2 separate regions of the Homo sapiens genome follow, and region 2 is linked to region 1. A link is an interaction called in ENCODE POLR2A ChIA-PET data of the cell type or tissue named here. Cell type or tissue: OCI-LY7. All regions are shown on one strand.

Region 1 (8,000 bases):
ATGAACCTATGAATTATATTAAAAGTAATCTCACTCTTTCATTTAAAGGCCAGTAAATGTAGCTCTACCCCTTCTTTCCAGCCTTTTGTTAGACTAATAGTTTCAAGATGGACTTTTGGCCGGATGCAGTGGCTCACACCTGTAATCCCAACACATTGGGAGGCCGAGGCGGGCAGATCACTTGAGGCCAGGAGTTTGAGACCAGCCTGGCCAACATGGTGAAACCATGCCTCTACAAAAAAAAAAAAAAAAAAAATTAGGCGGTGTGGTGGTGGTGCACACCTGTAATCCCAGCTACTTGGGAGGCTGAGGCACAAGAATTGCTTGAACCCGGGAGGTGGAGGTTGCAGTAAGCCGAGATTGTGTCACTGCACTCCAGCCTAGGCAACAGAGCAAGACTCTTGTCTCAAAAAATAAAAATAAAAAAGATGAATTTTTGAGTTTAACTTCCACCATTAGGCAGCTATGGAATCATAAGCAAGACATGGTAATTTTTTTTAACCTATCAAATGAAAGAATTGCACAAAATCCCTGGTTTTTAAACCTTCTTGGAGTTATGGAGAAACCCTTTGAGAATCTGATGAAAGCCACCAATATTTACACCCTGAAAACTGCTTATTCATATAAAAGATAGTGTGTAATTTCAGGAGCTGTAGTATTCTCTGAAGCCATCCACAGACCTCAATTTAAGATCCCTGGATTAGAGGATTTCTGGGTTAATCCTAGTTTTCAAAGTCTATAATTCTCTATTTCTGTCCACACTACTCTGTTGTCTAGCTACGCATGCTGTGATCCTCATTCTTCAGACTCCTGCTTCGGGTGTTTACTCATACTGTTTTGTCCATTTTCAGATGTCCTTCCTACCCCCTTGACCATCTTTACCTTTGAATGTTCTACCCTCTTTTTAAACCACAATTCCTTATCACTTTTTATGTCTGAAGCTTCTTCAGTCAGAATTAATCTTTCCCTTAGAACCTTATACCAAATAGCCTTTAGCCTGTTTGGTTTTACATTATAGTGATTAGAGGGCTGTGTATCCATTGCCCCTTCCTCTTCTCACCTATTCCTCAACAGATTATAAATGTCTTGACATACGTGACTATGTGCCTGTATTTGCTTTGTAACTGAGTGGTGCCTTGCTAGTAGTAGTCAAGGAATAATTGCTTGAATTTGTCACTTAATTGTAGTGACTGTCTGCTGTGTCCCCTGCTAATTGCTGAGAGGATTAGCCCCTTTCTCCCAAAAAAGGAGAAAGTGGTGCAGAAATAGAACCACAGAGGGAAAACCTCATATAGAAGATGAACTAGGCCCGGTGCAGTGGCTCACACCTGTAATCCCAGCACTTTGGGAGGTTGAGGCAGGTGGATCCCTTGAGCCCAGGAGTTCAGGACCAGCCTGGGCAATAAGGCGAAACCCTGTCTCTACAAAAAATACAAAAATTAGTTGGACATGGTGGTACGCACCTATAGTCCTCCCAGGTACTCGGGAGGCTGAGGCACAAGAATCGCTTGAATCAGGGAGGCAGAGGTTGCAGTGAACCGAGATTGTGCCACTGCATTCCAGCCTGGGCAACAGAGGTGGAGTCTGTCTCAAAGAAATAAAATAAAAATATAAATAGAAGATTAACTTAAAGAATGGGTAGAGTTTAGGGAGCTGGACGGGCATTATCTGGGAGAGATGAAGAGAAATGAGAGAACTAGCGTGTACTGTATTTCATTATCAGTGAAATTGGTCTATTTTTACTGAAAAGAGAGATTCGGCTTACAATTTTCACCTAAGCTTTACATTTTTTATTTTTGTCGTTTTTGTTTCCGCAGGTACAAGAAAATTCCCCAGGACACAGAGCTGGTTTGGAGCCTTTCTTTGATTTTATTGTTTCTATTAATGGTTCAAGATTAGTAAGTTCAACTTTCTGTAGTTTTGTCTATAGTATTTGTAATCTCTCAAAAATGGAATTTTTCAGATGACCTGAGATGGGTATTTATTAGTTACAATCATTATGTGTAGTATGCCAATTTATAGAAATAATCATGTATTAATAAACATTGAAATATCTATAATATTATACCTTATGCTCCACTGATTATCTTAGGGAAGTCTCTAGAATCAGTGGAGTCTTTTATATGTTAAATATTTAATTTTTATAAGCAGAAAGAAATAATTAAGATGTAAAAGATTGCTTTTTAAAGATGTCAGACTTCTGTTGGTTGTTGACAAATGGATTACTAGAAAGATTCATTCTCTCATCTCATTCTCTCAAACTCGTCAGTTTTCTTGGTGCTAAGTTTCACAATATATGAATAATGTTATTAGAACCAGACAGAGAGATGTGCTCCAAAGTACCAAATTAAAACCACTTTTTATACCTTGTTTAGAGTTTACCCATAATAAAGTTCTAAGATAAAGAAATTATATAATCTCAGCAAATTCTTAGGACAGTAGCCACTTGGTTGGTTTAATTTTTCGTAACAGTCTTAAGTTTTCGTTCATTACTTACAACATCTCTGACATATAAATAAAGGCCAACATCTGGCCTTTATTTGTTTATGAAATGAAATATTTAATATGCTGTTTCTACTTTCTTTTCTATCCAGCTCTTAATAAAGCATGTATTTAGAAATAGAGTCCAAAATTAAACGTTAACCCCAGTAAATGTTTTAGATTTTTATAATCAAAGTCATCACAACTTCGTTAGTAATGTGACTTCTTATGGCATATTTTGTTTTTACACATTGAAGCCCTAGATCATTCTAAATAATGTTGGGTTGCAAATTCCATAATCCATAATGAGCTATTAGAAAAAAGTCAGTTTCAAGTTGTTGCTAACGTAAGAGTTCTTAATTTCTTGACATTCTTTTACATAGAAGAAAATTTAAATGTTGGTGAAACCTTTGTTGAATGTTTTATTTATGTTGATTATTAATATTACTCTTATAGGGCCATAGGATGCTTAAGCTAACATTAAATTTTTATTTACTAAGGAATGTGATTTCTATGTGTTCACAGAATAAAGACAATGACACTCTTAAGGATCTGCTGAAAGCAAACGTTGAAAAGCCTGTAAAGATGCTTATCTATAGCAGCAAAACATTGGAACTGCGAGAGACCTCAGTCACACCAAGTAACCTGTGGGGCGGCCAGGGCTTATTGGGAGTGAGCATTCGTTTCTGCAGCTTTGATGGGGCAAATGAAAATGTTTGGCATGTGCTGGTACGTATCAACTGTGAACTGTTACTGGAGGTTCATGAAGCAGTGTGGAAAGATGTTTTAACAATGGTTGTTTCTGGCTTAATAAGATTGTAAGGATATTATTAATAGGCAATTTTTGCCAAAAATCAGCGTTCATTGCTTTTTAAGTATGGATCAATTTTTTTTTAAGTTGAGGAAGAGAAGCAAATGTACAAGTTTAAGAACTTTTTCTAATGATTTATTCATTATAAGATGTGTTAGAGTAGATAGCTACAAAAATATTTTAAATATTTGTTAAATATTATGTAATTTTTATGCTCAGAAGTTTAAAATATATTCTGTAGTTTCTGACATCTGACACATCTCTAGCAAGACAGAAGTATACAGATTTAAAAAATCAACATAATTAAAAATTGGACTATAAACCTTGGAAGATTATTTTATATATATTAATTTTAGGGTGTGTGTTTATGTCATTCTAGGAGGTGGAATCAAATTCTCCTGCAGCACTGGCAGGTCTTAGACCACACAGTGATTATATAATTGGAGCAGATACAGTCATGAATGAGGTAATTCGTGTGTTTATTCATAGTGAGAACTATATAAAATTTTCTCATTGAGGTTTGAGTTGAGAAAGATATTTGCATGCTTTGCATTTAGAGTTAAAATTTCAGTCTTTGCTGATCAAAAATAACTTAAGCCTCAGGGTGTTAAATGGAACATCTGGTAGGTGTCTTATTAGGTATAGCTGTGAGGAAAAACACATACTGTGCGGCAATTGCACAGATTTTATGTGTAATATACAGAAATCTTTGCATACCTGAAGTCTAAATCAAATTCTCATTTTCAATTGTTCATTGATTTCATTTTCTCTTCCCCTTTTTGTTCAGTGACAGCATTAGCTCAGCTATATTACATCCTTTTCCTTGTCTCTTAGCTAGCGGAAGTATACATTGCTAAATCAAAAATGAGAGAAAAGGCTGGGCACAGTGGCTCATGCCCATAATCTCAGCACTTTGGGAGGCCGAGATGGGAGAATTACTTGAGCTCAGGAGTTCGAGACCAGTCTGGGCAGCATAGTGAGACCTTGTCTCTACAACAAATACAAAAATTAGCCAGGCATGGTGGTGCATGCCTATAGTCCCAGCTACCTGGGAGGCTGAGGTGGAAGGATCACTTGAGCCTGAGAGGTTGAGGCTGCAGTGAGGCAAAATCATGCCACTGCACTCTAGCCCAGGCAACAGTTAGAGAGACCCTGTCTCAAAAAAAGAAGAAAAAAAAAAGAGTGAGAAATGAGGTGCCCAGACAACCAGGTCTTAATAATGGGAAGTAAAAGCAGAATATGTAGAACTCGGGTGTAAAAGAATTGTACTAAGAGTGCCAACTAGATCTTAAGGAACTGGCCATAAAGCCTTGTATGTAGTAAGTAGGCTTTGCTTGAATTAATATATTGAATTAAACCTGCTTGTGATTTTTATGTCTGGGGCAGGGCCCAGAATCTGTATTTTTTTCTTAGATTTCTCAGGTGATTCTGATAGCCAGGTTTGAGACACACTGTTCCAAAGTATGGTAACGTGAAACATTTTCTCCTGTGACACTTTTGCAGTCTGAAGATCTATTCAGCCTTATCGAAACACATGAAGCAAAACCATTGAAACTGTATGTGTACAACACAGACACTGATAACTGTCGAGAAGTGATTATTACACCAAATTCTGCATGGGGTGGAGAAGGCAGGTAAGGTCATTTTTTAGACTAAGTTATGACTGCTTAAACATACCAGTCAGATATGTTGCAGACATTGATTGTTTTTATTTTGAAAGAAATTACTGGTTTATTTTAAGACTCCTCTTAAAAAAAAGGGAAGAGCTAGTCTAGAATATTGAAACCAATTTTTTTAAAGTACATATCTAGGGAACATAGTATATATACTATAGTCCTTTTCTTTACTAACCTAAGAGCTAACAGCATTTCTTTTTAATTGAGAAATTATTGCGCATAAGCCATAATTATAGAAAAGCCTAGAATTTGGAAACATTCCACATGTTTTCAAAAGTTCTAATCCCATGCTGGGAAAAGGATAACTTAGTTGCTGCAGGCAGGAAAAGCTTCCGTTTGCTCACAGTATCTTTACCCACACTACCTGAGATTCTCCAGCTGAATGTTTCGCCACAAGTATTCTAACTTGTTGCAGTTTGAGAAAAGTAAGATAGATGTGTCATCCAAGAGTCTGGCCTATATGGGGCAATACTTGATCAAATTATCATTGTCCATTGCCCAGGTTTGTAAATGCCCAGAAATAGGATCTATTCGAGGCATTCAAAATTTATTCATTACAAGAGGCACTTCCTCATATAAACTACATTTGCAGAGAAGCTGCTATATTTGAATGACAAATTTTCAGTTTGCAATAGAAAAATACCCCCTCTCTAGTTAGAAGAATACTCAGGTCAGATTAGTACCACAAGAGTGCCTGCTGAGCATGGAATCAAACTGGAGGAAGAGATTCTGTGGACAGTGAAGACCAACAGCAAAGAACATCACATATTCTTTCATTTTTAATTATGTTAACTAAATTTGGCTACATTCTTTGGAAGACATTTTTTCTTTTGATGTGTTTAATACTGTCAGTTGGCCATTGCATTAGCTAGGCCCATACAGAACATTTTCGTCAGTCTGCCTCTGACCATGCATTTGGTCTTTTTGTGCTTCTGTTTTTATTCCTTCCTCAGAGGCTGACCACATTTCATTTATTAAATCTTATTTCTCTTAATTTCATTCTTAGGCTGTCTTTAAGTTTGCCCAGGGTCTTGCTGTTGCCTCAAGTGCATTGTCTATTACCACTTAATTACTTTGACCAATAAGCACCTTGTTTTCAAATGTAGCTACCTCTGAAAGGCCATAATTGATCACTATAAATTATTTAATCTTTATTTCTCTAAATCCCAGTCCAGTGAGAATTGCAGGGTTTTGTTTGTTTGTTTGGAGACAGCGTCTTGCTCTCTGGGCTGGAGCACAATCATAGTTCACTGCAGCCTTTAACTCCTGGGCTCAAGCTGTCCTCCCGCCTCAGCTTCCTGAGTACCTGGGACTACAGGTGTACACACTGTACTTGGCTAATTTAGAAACTCTTTTTTAGAGATGGGGCCTTGCTTTGTTTCCCAGGCTAGTCTTGAACTCTTCGCTTCAAGCAATCTTCCCACCTTGGCCTCCCAAAGTCCTGAGATTATAGGTGTGATCTTCCATGCCTGGCCGAATTGCAGTTTTGATTGTGAGGGAAGAAGGGAAGAAGGAACAAATAATTGTGAGATGAAGCATCATTGTGCATATCAGACTGGTAAAGGAGGAGCTAGGCCTGGCATGGTGGCTCACGCCTGTAGTACTACCGCTTTGGGAGGCTGAGGCGGGTGGATCACTTGAACTCAGGAGTTCAGTACCAGCCTGGGCAACCTGAAGAACCGTTGTCTCTACAAAAAATACAAAAATTAGCCAGATGTGGTGGCATGCACCTATAGTCCCAGCTACTCAGGAGGCTCAGGCGGGAGGATTGCTTGAGCCCAGGAGGCAGAGGTCGCAGTGAGCCAAGATCATGCCACTGTGCTACAGCCTGGGCAACAGAATAATAAATTGTCTTAATAAATAAATAAATAAATAAATAAATAAAATTAAAAAGGCTGAAGTTGGCTACTGCCTGCTCACCCAGCTTTTGGTGGCAGTGGAGATAATAGATGATGTGGCAGGAGAAGGGCACAGAGGTATTCATGCATGGCCTACTCTGAAATTGTCAAGTTGTTTGGGAAATAAAAGACATCATGATGGAAACATAAGTTGGAACCTGATTATGGAGAGCCTTAAATACCACGGTCAGGACTTCCGATATATTTTGAGCAGTTGAGGCTGTGATAATTGTATCAGTAAGGGGTTTTGGGTTCAAATGGTAAAAACTAGCTGTCACCATCATAAGCAGATAACATACTTAATGATATGGATTAGCTCATATAATCAAGGAAACAGCTGAAGAACCAGATGTAGAAAGGACAGGACTCAGAAAACCTAGGGATTTAGATAGGAAGAAGTATTTGGCAATGTCATCAGCATTCATTCTACTAAACCCATTTTTGTTTTTTCTCTGACTCCCAAGGTTTGCAGCCATGGGCAAGAGAAATTGGCCTGGCTTTGACCATGAGCCATTCCCTTGGTTTGGGCAGGGCAGACACTCTGATTGACAATCCTACCAGCACTGCACACAACAGCAGAGAAGTAATTCCCCAAAGGGAGGAAAGAGAAAGGAATGTTGAGAAGACATCAGACTAGAAAGAAGCAATGTGATCACATCTTACTAGAAAAATGCCTCTGGTGGCAGTGGGAGGATGAAATAGAAGAGATCTGGGTTGAACATACATGACTGATTTGTGTCAGGTTCTGAAAGAGAACTATGGAATGTGTAAATGATGTCATCATACAGACGTGCTTAGAGCTCTTCAGTGGAAAGGCTGTATCGATGTCATTTGTTTAGCGAGTAATCATCAAATGTCTGCCATGTGCCGGCAGCTATGAAGGCAGTAAACAGACAAGGTCTCTGCCCTTCAGGACCTTAACATTTTGTTGGGGGAGATAGATAGTAAATAAATATGCAGTGTGTTGGATGGTGATGAATTCTTGAAAAATAAAGGAGTAAGGGTGATATCCACAGTGGAGGGCAGGGTGTTGTTTTCTGTGGGGTGGTCTGGGAGACCTCTGCTTAGATGACATTATCTAAAAGAATAGAAATTTGTTTGTTTTTATCTTTTAAAATCTCAAAGAAGGGAGTG
Region 2 (8,000 bases), 330 kb after region 1:
TTGCTAGGGCTACCATAACAAAATACCACAGACTGGGTAGCTTAAATAAAAATTTAAGCTCATGTTTCTGGAGGCTGGAAGTCTAAGATCAAAGTGCTGACAGGTTCTGTTTCTCCCGAGGCCTCTCTCTTTGGCTGGTGGACAGCCACCTTCTTGCTGTCTCCTTTCATGGCCTTTTCTTTGTGTGTGCCTCCCTGTTGTCTCTACCTCTTCTTATATGGACACCAGTCATATTTGATTAGGGTCCCACCCTTATAACTTTAACTTTAATTACCCCTTTAAAGGCCCCATCTTCAAATGCAGATTGAAGGGGGTTAGTTTCAATGTATGAATTCAATCCATAACAGACAGGAAAGAGATAGGAGAACAAAATTTTTTTGAAGAAATAATGGCTGAAAATTGTCCAATTTTGATGAAAACTCTAAACCCAGAGATCCAAGAAGCTCAACAAACCTAAGCACAAGACACAAGAAGAAAACTATACCATGGCACATGATAAATTGTCCAAAGCCAGAGATAAAGAGAAAAACCTTAAAAGCAGCCAGAAGAAAAAAAAAAAGGTTTATAATGTACGGAATAAACAAGATAAGAATGAAAGTAGAAAGGTAGACTTCTTGTCAGAAACAATGCAAACCAGAAGAAAGTGAAGCAACATCTTTAAAGTACTGACGGAAAAAAAAATTGTCAACGTAGAATTTTATACCCAGTGAAAACCTCATAAAGACATCTTCAGACATATGAAAGCTAAAAGCTTTTCACTAGCAAATCTGTACTATAAGAAATGTTAAAGGAAGTCCTTGAGGCAGAAGGAAAATGATATCAGACGGAAATCTAGATTTATACAAAGGAAAGAAGAGAATCAGAAGTGGCACCTATTTGAGTAGTAATAAAAGACTCTTTTGTTATTTAGAAAAACCTCTTTAAAGTATAATTGACCATTTAAAGCAAAAATAATAAGATATTGTGGGACTATAATAAGTACAGTTGACCCTTGAAAAACACGAGTTTAGACTGTGTGACTCCACATACACAGATTTCTAAAAATAAATGTATTGAAAACATTTTTGGAGATTTGAGACAATTTGAAAAAACAGATGAACTGCATGCATATCTAGAAATATTAAAACAATTAAGAAAAAGGTATATCATGAATGCATAAAATATATGAAGATACTAAGCCTTTATCATTTACTACCATAAAAAAAACAAATCTATTATAAAAAGTTACAATTTATATGCACACAAACACAGACCATATGTGGTGCCATTTGAAGTCGAGAAAAATGTAAACAAATATAAGAATGCAGTATTAAATCATAGCTGCATAAAATTAACAGCAGTACATACTGTGCTACTGTAATATTTCATTGCCACCTCCTGTTGCTATTGTGAGCTCAAGTATTGGGATTATCTGCTTAAAACACCATGCGACCCTAATCTCCTTATGAGCAGTTGTCCCTTCAGTAAATTGCATATTGCAGTAAAAAGTGATCTCCCCTGGTTCTTGCGTATTTTTCATGTTTAGTACAATACCATGAACCTTGAATAACATCATGGGACCCACACAAAGTGCCACTAGTGATGCTGGAAGTGCTCCCAAGAAGCAGAGAAAAGTCATGACATTAAAAGAAAAAGTTGAATGGCTTGATACATACCACAATTTGCAGTCAGACACTGCAGTTGCCACCATTTCAGACAGATGATATATCTTGTAAATGGATGGCGTGAACTTCCGGTATGGATAAATACAGCACAGAACTGACAATGTATGTTCTCTTCTTTATGATTTTCTTAACATTGTCTTTTCTCTTACTTACTGTATTGTAGGAATACAGGGTATAATACATATATAAAATACGTGTTAATCAATTGTTTAGGTTATCAGTGAGGCTTCTGGTCAATAGAGGCTATTAGTAGTTAAGTTAGTTAAGCTTGGGAGAAGTCAAAAGCTATAGGAGAATTTTCTACTGTACAAGACGAAGGGGGAGGGCAGTGCCCCTAACCCTTGCATTGTTCGAGGGTCAACTGTAATTATAATAAAAATGAGTTCTGAGTGTTGCTACGGGATTAAGCTGAAGCTGTGAGATAGGGATTGCGACAGCAGTGTTAACTGAAACTGCTTATTTCCTCAGAGAGCTTACAAGGTCAAACCATTTCTTACTTTTTCTGCATTAATTTGATCACAAAGTAAGATGATTACTGCTTTATCTGATTTTTACCACTTGTGGTCTTAGTATAGTAATATCTAAGCTCACAATTCCTCCGGGTATAAGATCACTTTATAGTATAAAGATCCCTTTAGTCTGTCTGGATTGAGTGTGGTGGCTCACGCCTGTAATGTTAGCACATTGGGAGGCCGAGGCGGGCTGATGGCTTGAGCCCAGGAGTTTGAGACCAGACTGGGAAACATGGTGAAACCCTGTCTGTACGAAAAATGCAAACAATCAGCCAGGTGTGCTGGCGCGTGCCCATAGTCCCAGCTACTCAGCAGGCTGAGATGAAAGGACACCTGAGCCCAGGGAGGTCAAGGCTGCAGTGAGCCATGATGGCGCCACTGCACTCCAGCCTGGACAACAGGGTGAGACTCCATCTCAAAAACAAAAACAAAAACAAAAAAAGCCTGTCTGGGCAGACTGGCGGGGGTCAGAGTCCTGTCTTTACTAATTTCAAAAATAGTCATTTAAAATAAGTTTAGACTTAGCTTCTGACACAACTTGGATAGAACTCTCCTTTTTTGGGAAAATTAGGAAGAAGATGAGGTAAAAGCGTCTCCTTAAAAGTCAGAGGCAGAAATTTAACCGGGGGATCATAGATGCACATAGCTAACTCGATAGGCCCTTTCTCTACCAGCTCGAGGTAGAGAAACACAAGAAAAACTCAACACCATAGGTTGTGTCATAAATAGGATAACGGGTTTGGGTTTGTAAAATCGTCTGGATATTTCCTTATTCCCACATTTCCTTACTCCTCCTTATTAAAAACACCACTTTGGGTCACTTTTTAATAGATTTATTTTATTTATTTATTTTTTTCAGTAATATACTTCTCCAGTAGAAGGCCAACGCCTTGATGGCAGGGCAGCTGCTTTGGGTTTGGAAAGTACAAGAACTAGTCTCTGGTAGGTGTGGCACAATGGAGAAGGAGGAACCATGCTTTATATTCATGCAAACATAAATCAGTGAAAAGCAATTGCCTGTAGGGATCAGGCCTGAGGGTGGGAGAGCAGCTGGGCAGAGATCAGCTACCATCTGGTATGATGACCTACATTTATTAATAGGAAAATGCGCATATTATGTCGTTGAGTAAAACAACAGGTAACAAGATAGTGTGTAGTGTGCAAAGATAAATACTTGACAAGCTGTGCTGTGGTGTGATTTTAGATTGATTTCATTTTTTTTGTTTGTTCATTTTCATGTTCTACTTTTTTTTTTTTTTTAACACAAGATACATGTTTTACTTACTAAACTAGGGGGAAATAATACGAGTTTTTAAAAAATTGAATAAGATTCTGGACCCTCACTGAGAATTCAGATACTCAAGAGACTTTTCAAAATTCTCACCTGTCTTCAGTGGCTTAGGGTGTTCTTACTTGGGGGACAGGGATTCGGGCACAGTCCCTTCAGTAGAAAATTAGCCACTCTTCAAACAGCCTGTGTACCTCTTGAAAGTACCAGGCTAAGGCATCCTCCAGAAACCAACACAGAAGTACAACAAACGTTTCTCAAGAACATTGGAAACAAGCTAATGGCCCAATATCATGTGATTTTTAAAGTAAATTATGGGACCGCCAGATAATTGGAATATTTGCAGCCATTAAAATCTATGGTTTATAAGAATATTTAATAACATGAGAAAATGCTCAAATTGTAACATTAAATTTAAAAAGTCATATGTGGTGTTATGCTATTTGAAAAGAGAATTATATATGCAATTTAATTTCCAAAAGGAAATAGACCCAAATGTTAATAAATGTTATCCCTGGGTAATAAAAATATAAATAATTTCAGTTTCTTTACCCCTTTCTCTAATTTCAAAAATTCCTACCATGACTTAGTTTTATAATTGGAACACAAAATGTTATTATTATAATTATTTTAAAAGAAGTTGGCTTATAGAACTGGAGAGAGGTTCATGACAGGCTCTAAAGCAGACAGCGTAGGTAAAAATCCTGGCTCCGACAAGTCAGCAAGCCACTGTCCCTCTCTGTGGCTCAATTTCCTTTTTCTTTTTCTTTTTCTTTTTTTGAGACAGAGTCTTGCTCTGTTGCATAGGCTACAGTGCAGTGGCATTATCATGGCTCACTGTAAGCCTTGACCTCCCAGGCTCAAGCAGTCCTTCTGCCTCAGCCTCCCAAGCAGCTGGGACTATAGGCACAGGCCACCATGCCTGGCTAATTCTTTAAATTTTTTGCAGAGACAGGTTCTCACATTTTTGCCCAGGCTGGTCTCAATCTCCTGGCCTCAAGGGATCTTTCCACTTTGGCTTCCCAAAATGTTGGGAATACAGACATGAGCCATTGTACCTGGCCTAATTTCCTTATCTTAAAATAGAGATAATGATAGTACCTATTTCATAGGATGACTATAAGATTAAATGAATCAATTCATAATAAAGTGCTTAAAATAGTGCCTGGCTTATAGTAAACGCCTCCCAAAGTTATTATGATTGCTATTATTATTATTGTAGGTCGAAAGTTCTAGCCTCCTACCTATTCATAAGTTTAGCTTTTCAATAAAAGCTGTTTTCTAAACATAATCACAGACCTCCAAGATAAAGTGGAGCCTATATACAGTATTTATTGCAAAAAACTCTTAATAATTTCCTTTTGGATCAGGTATTTAGCTTGCTGAATTAGGCAATGAAGAGTAAACTAGTTAGAGAGCCAGCCTGTGGTTGCTTTTTTCTTTCTCTATGGCCTTGATGCTCTAGATGTGATCACTGAGTTATACCTGTTTATTCCAATAACAGAGGAGTAAAGAAGAGCTCTCTAAATTTTTCCTTGGTGCACTCCAAATTTATAGTTGTATCTCACCTCTCAGAATTTGGGTCCAAATTTGGGTGAAAAGTCAATGCTCAAGATCACACAACTAATAAGAAGTAGATCTGGGATTTGAACTTATGTCTATCTGGTGCCACACTTTTTTTTTTTTTTTTTGAGATGGAGTCTCACTCTGTCGCCCAGGCTGGAGTACAGTGGCACGATCTTGGCTCACTGCAACCTCTGCCTCCCGTGGTTAAGCGATTCTCCTGCCTCAGCCTCCTGGGTAGCTGGGACTACCACCAGGCGACATCATGCCCTGCTAATGTTTGTATTTTTAGTATAGATGGGGTTTCACCATGTTGGCCAGGATGGTCTCAAACTCCTGACCTCAGGTGATCCACCCCGCCTTGGCTTCACAAAGTGCTGGGATTACAAGCCTGAGCCACCACTCCCAGCCTGGCACCACACTTTACTGCTTAACCTATATCTTTTTTTTTTCTTTTTGAGATGGAGTCTTGCTCTGTCACCAGGCTGGAGTACAGTGGAGTGATCTCAGCTCACTGCAACCTCCACCTCCCAGGTTCCAGAGATTCTCCTGCCTCAGCCACCTGAGTAGCTGGGATTACAGGCGCCTGCCACCATGCCCAGCTGATTTTTGTATTTTTAGTAGAGACGGGGTTTCACCAAGTTGGCCAGGATGGTCTGGATCTCTTGACCTCGTGATCTGCCCACCTCCACCTTCCAAAGTGCTGGGATTACAGGCGTGAGCCACCGCACCCAGCTTAACCTACATCTTATGACACTTTCCAAATGAAAGAAGAAAAACTTCAAGAGGACCACTTTATCTATCAAAACCCAGTAGTGGGAGATAGAGAGGATCAGTTTATTTTCCACTTCTCACTCCTAAATCTCATCAGCACAAAACAAATAAAGATCTAGCATGGCATCAGTGCAAAGATCAGCTCCTGACTCTAAAACAGAGCACAGAGCAGAAGGAAACTGTTTGCTTCATAAAACCAAGAATGGGTTATAAGTGAGGCCCCAAGTGCACCATGAATTGGGCTAGAAATCTGAATCCCAGTGTCATTATTTCAGGGAAACAGAGCTTCTCAGATGAGCAACTACTCTGGGTGAATGCTTGGGAAGCAACTGGTAACCTGGTGCTCTGAGAGCCTTGGGGTTTGGCCAGCTCCTATAGCATGAATGGTCTGTGCTGTCAATTCCTATCTCTCTGTCATCTGTATCCCTGCCTATCTAGTAGTGATCTCTTTCACCTGTGTTGCTCCTGCTTAAAAACTAGAATGCCACAACCTCTTCAAAGCCTGCCCCTACCCTCTGGGGACAGTGAACCATTCTCTCCTCTACTGAGCTCACTGGCTCTGGGCATTTTCCTCCATGGCATTCCTTTTCGCTGTGGATTGATGCTTTCTGTCCTCTCACACCCCAATGAACACCTTGAGGTCAAAGCATACAACCCTTTTTAGAAAAAAATTCTTTTAGGATTGATGGAAATGCATTGAGATGATGGAGGTAAAATGATGGACAGTGCCTGGTGCACAATAGGTGCTCAATAACTGTTCTTCCACTTTATTGGTTCTCCCACTTAGTATTCCCAGCACTCAGTGTGATTCCTCAAAGGCCATGGTTACTAAACAGATTTTTCGTGACTAAATAAATAAGTAAATAAATGAACACATTCTACCTCCTGCCTCAAGGGCAGGTGTCATGTCTCCTGCTGAGCTCCAGGAATATCTCCTTATTTTCATTTATATCTCTGAAATATGTGTAACAACACTGGTCACATGGCTGGGTATAGTAAATAACTTAATTGATTTTCTTTTGTTGCAAAAGATGTTGGTAGATTGAAATTTTACCTCTAAGGCATCTATAGGAAAGATGTGTTCTCCTATCTGTTTCATTTTGAGTAGAGTGAGATTGCCAGGGGTCTTATATACACAGCTTTAGGTCTCTCTAAGAAAACTTTAGCTTAACCCACTTGCCAATTAGAGGGTTGTTTTCCTTTCTTGATTTCTTTCTAAACAGTCAATAACTAATACAAACTCTAGAAGAATAAGCTCTCCAAAAGTGAGGACCCTGGTGAAATCCAAACATTTACTGCTATGATCCTAAGTAAGGGCAGGGAAGTCTCATTTATTTCCATATCCCTAGTGCCAGCCTAGTATTTAATGCATAGTAGAGACTCAAAAAATATTTCTTTGATAAATGAAGTTGCTTTTAAGGCAGTAAAGAGAAGTAAATTTATTAAATCTGCAGTGTAATTTTGTGATTATCTATGGCTTTAGAGTCACACAGTACAGAGATGAAAAAATAATAATTTGCCTATCTGGATAGAATCGTACAATTGAAAAAAGTGTTTTATCATGTATCGTATAGTATTATTTACATACCATTCATTGAGCCTCTAGTGTATAATAGGTGCTTTAAATATCATTGTATCTAATCCTGACAATGCATCTTGAAATGTTATTATAATGTCCATTTTACAGGTGGAAAAAACAAGCTTAGAGGGGCTAAATGATTTGCCCAAGGCCACAAACTAGTATTGGTCCCCACATTAAAATGTGAGCTTCATGTAGGCAGCATCTGGCACCAAGAATAGCGCCTGGCATATAGTAGATGCTAAATAAAGATTTGTTGAAGAATGAACCAGATCTGGCTGACTCCAAAGCCGTCATTCTTTTCATGACGTTATTTGCTACTCTGTAAACTGTCTTTTGAAGTATCAGAGCAAGTAGCACACTTCTTTACATCCATGAGGACCTGAGGTCCAGGGAAATGAAGTTAATTTTTCTACATTGCACAAGAGTGGCTGGGCCAGGAGTGGAACTCAAGTTTTCTGATAGTATTATTTTCTTTTTTCTAGTCTGCAGGGAGACCATGAGGCAGAGATAGGTTGTGGGCCACTTCCTTTCCTCAGGAAAGTTCAGGGGTCTGGCCTGGGGAGGAACATTTCAGAAGGAGTTATATCCAAAACTTTCTACCTAGAAAAGTGATTCAA

What was found. Peaks named below come from ENCODE experiments on the same cell type or tissue, not always from the same donor. Only the 100,000 strongest peaks of a DNase experiment are listed, where the experiment ranks them.
Region 2: POLR2A ChIA-PET joins it to region 1 with 7 read pairs; 5 of 35 experiments call an interaction of 5 or more read pairs at or near these places.

What each region holds. Positions count from the first base shown.
Region 1 is chr2:170,946,533-170,954,532 of GRCh38, forward strand. It overlaps GORASP2 (golgi reassembly stacking protein 2), which reads left to right. Exons shown (of 10, transcript NM_015530.5): 2 at 1,818-1,898; 3 at 3,007-3,210; 4 at 3,672-3,758; 5 at 4,796-4,926. Among named protein-coding and RNA genes, the nearest start is that of GORASP2, 21 kb to the left of the region's middle. In OCI-LY7, no CTCF peak of the experiment used is centred here; no DNase peak of the experiment used is centred here; H3K27ac peaks cover 494 bases.
Region 2 is chr2:171,278,107-171,286,106 of GRCh38, forward strand. All of the region lies in intron 1 of LOC105373737 (a long non-coding RNA gene), which reads right to left. Among named protein-coding and RNA genes, the nearest start is that of TLK1, 120 kb to the left of the region's middle. In OCI-LY7, no CTCF peak of the experiment used is centred here; no DNase peak of the experiment used is centred here.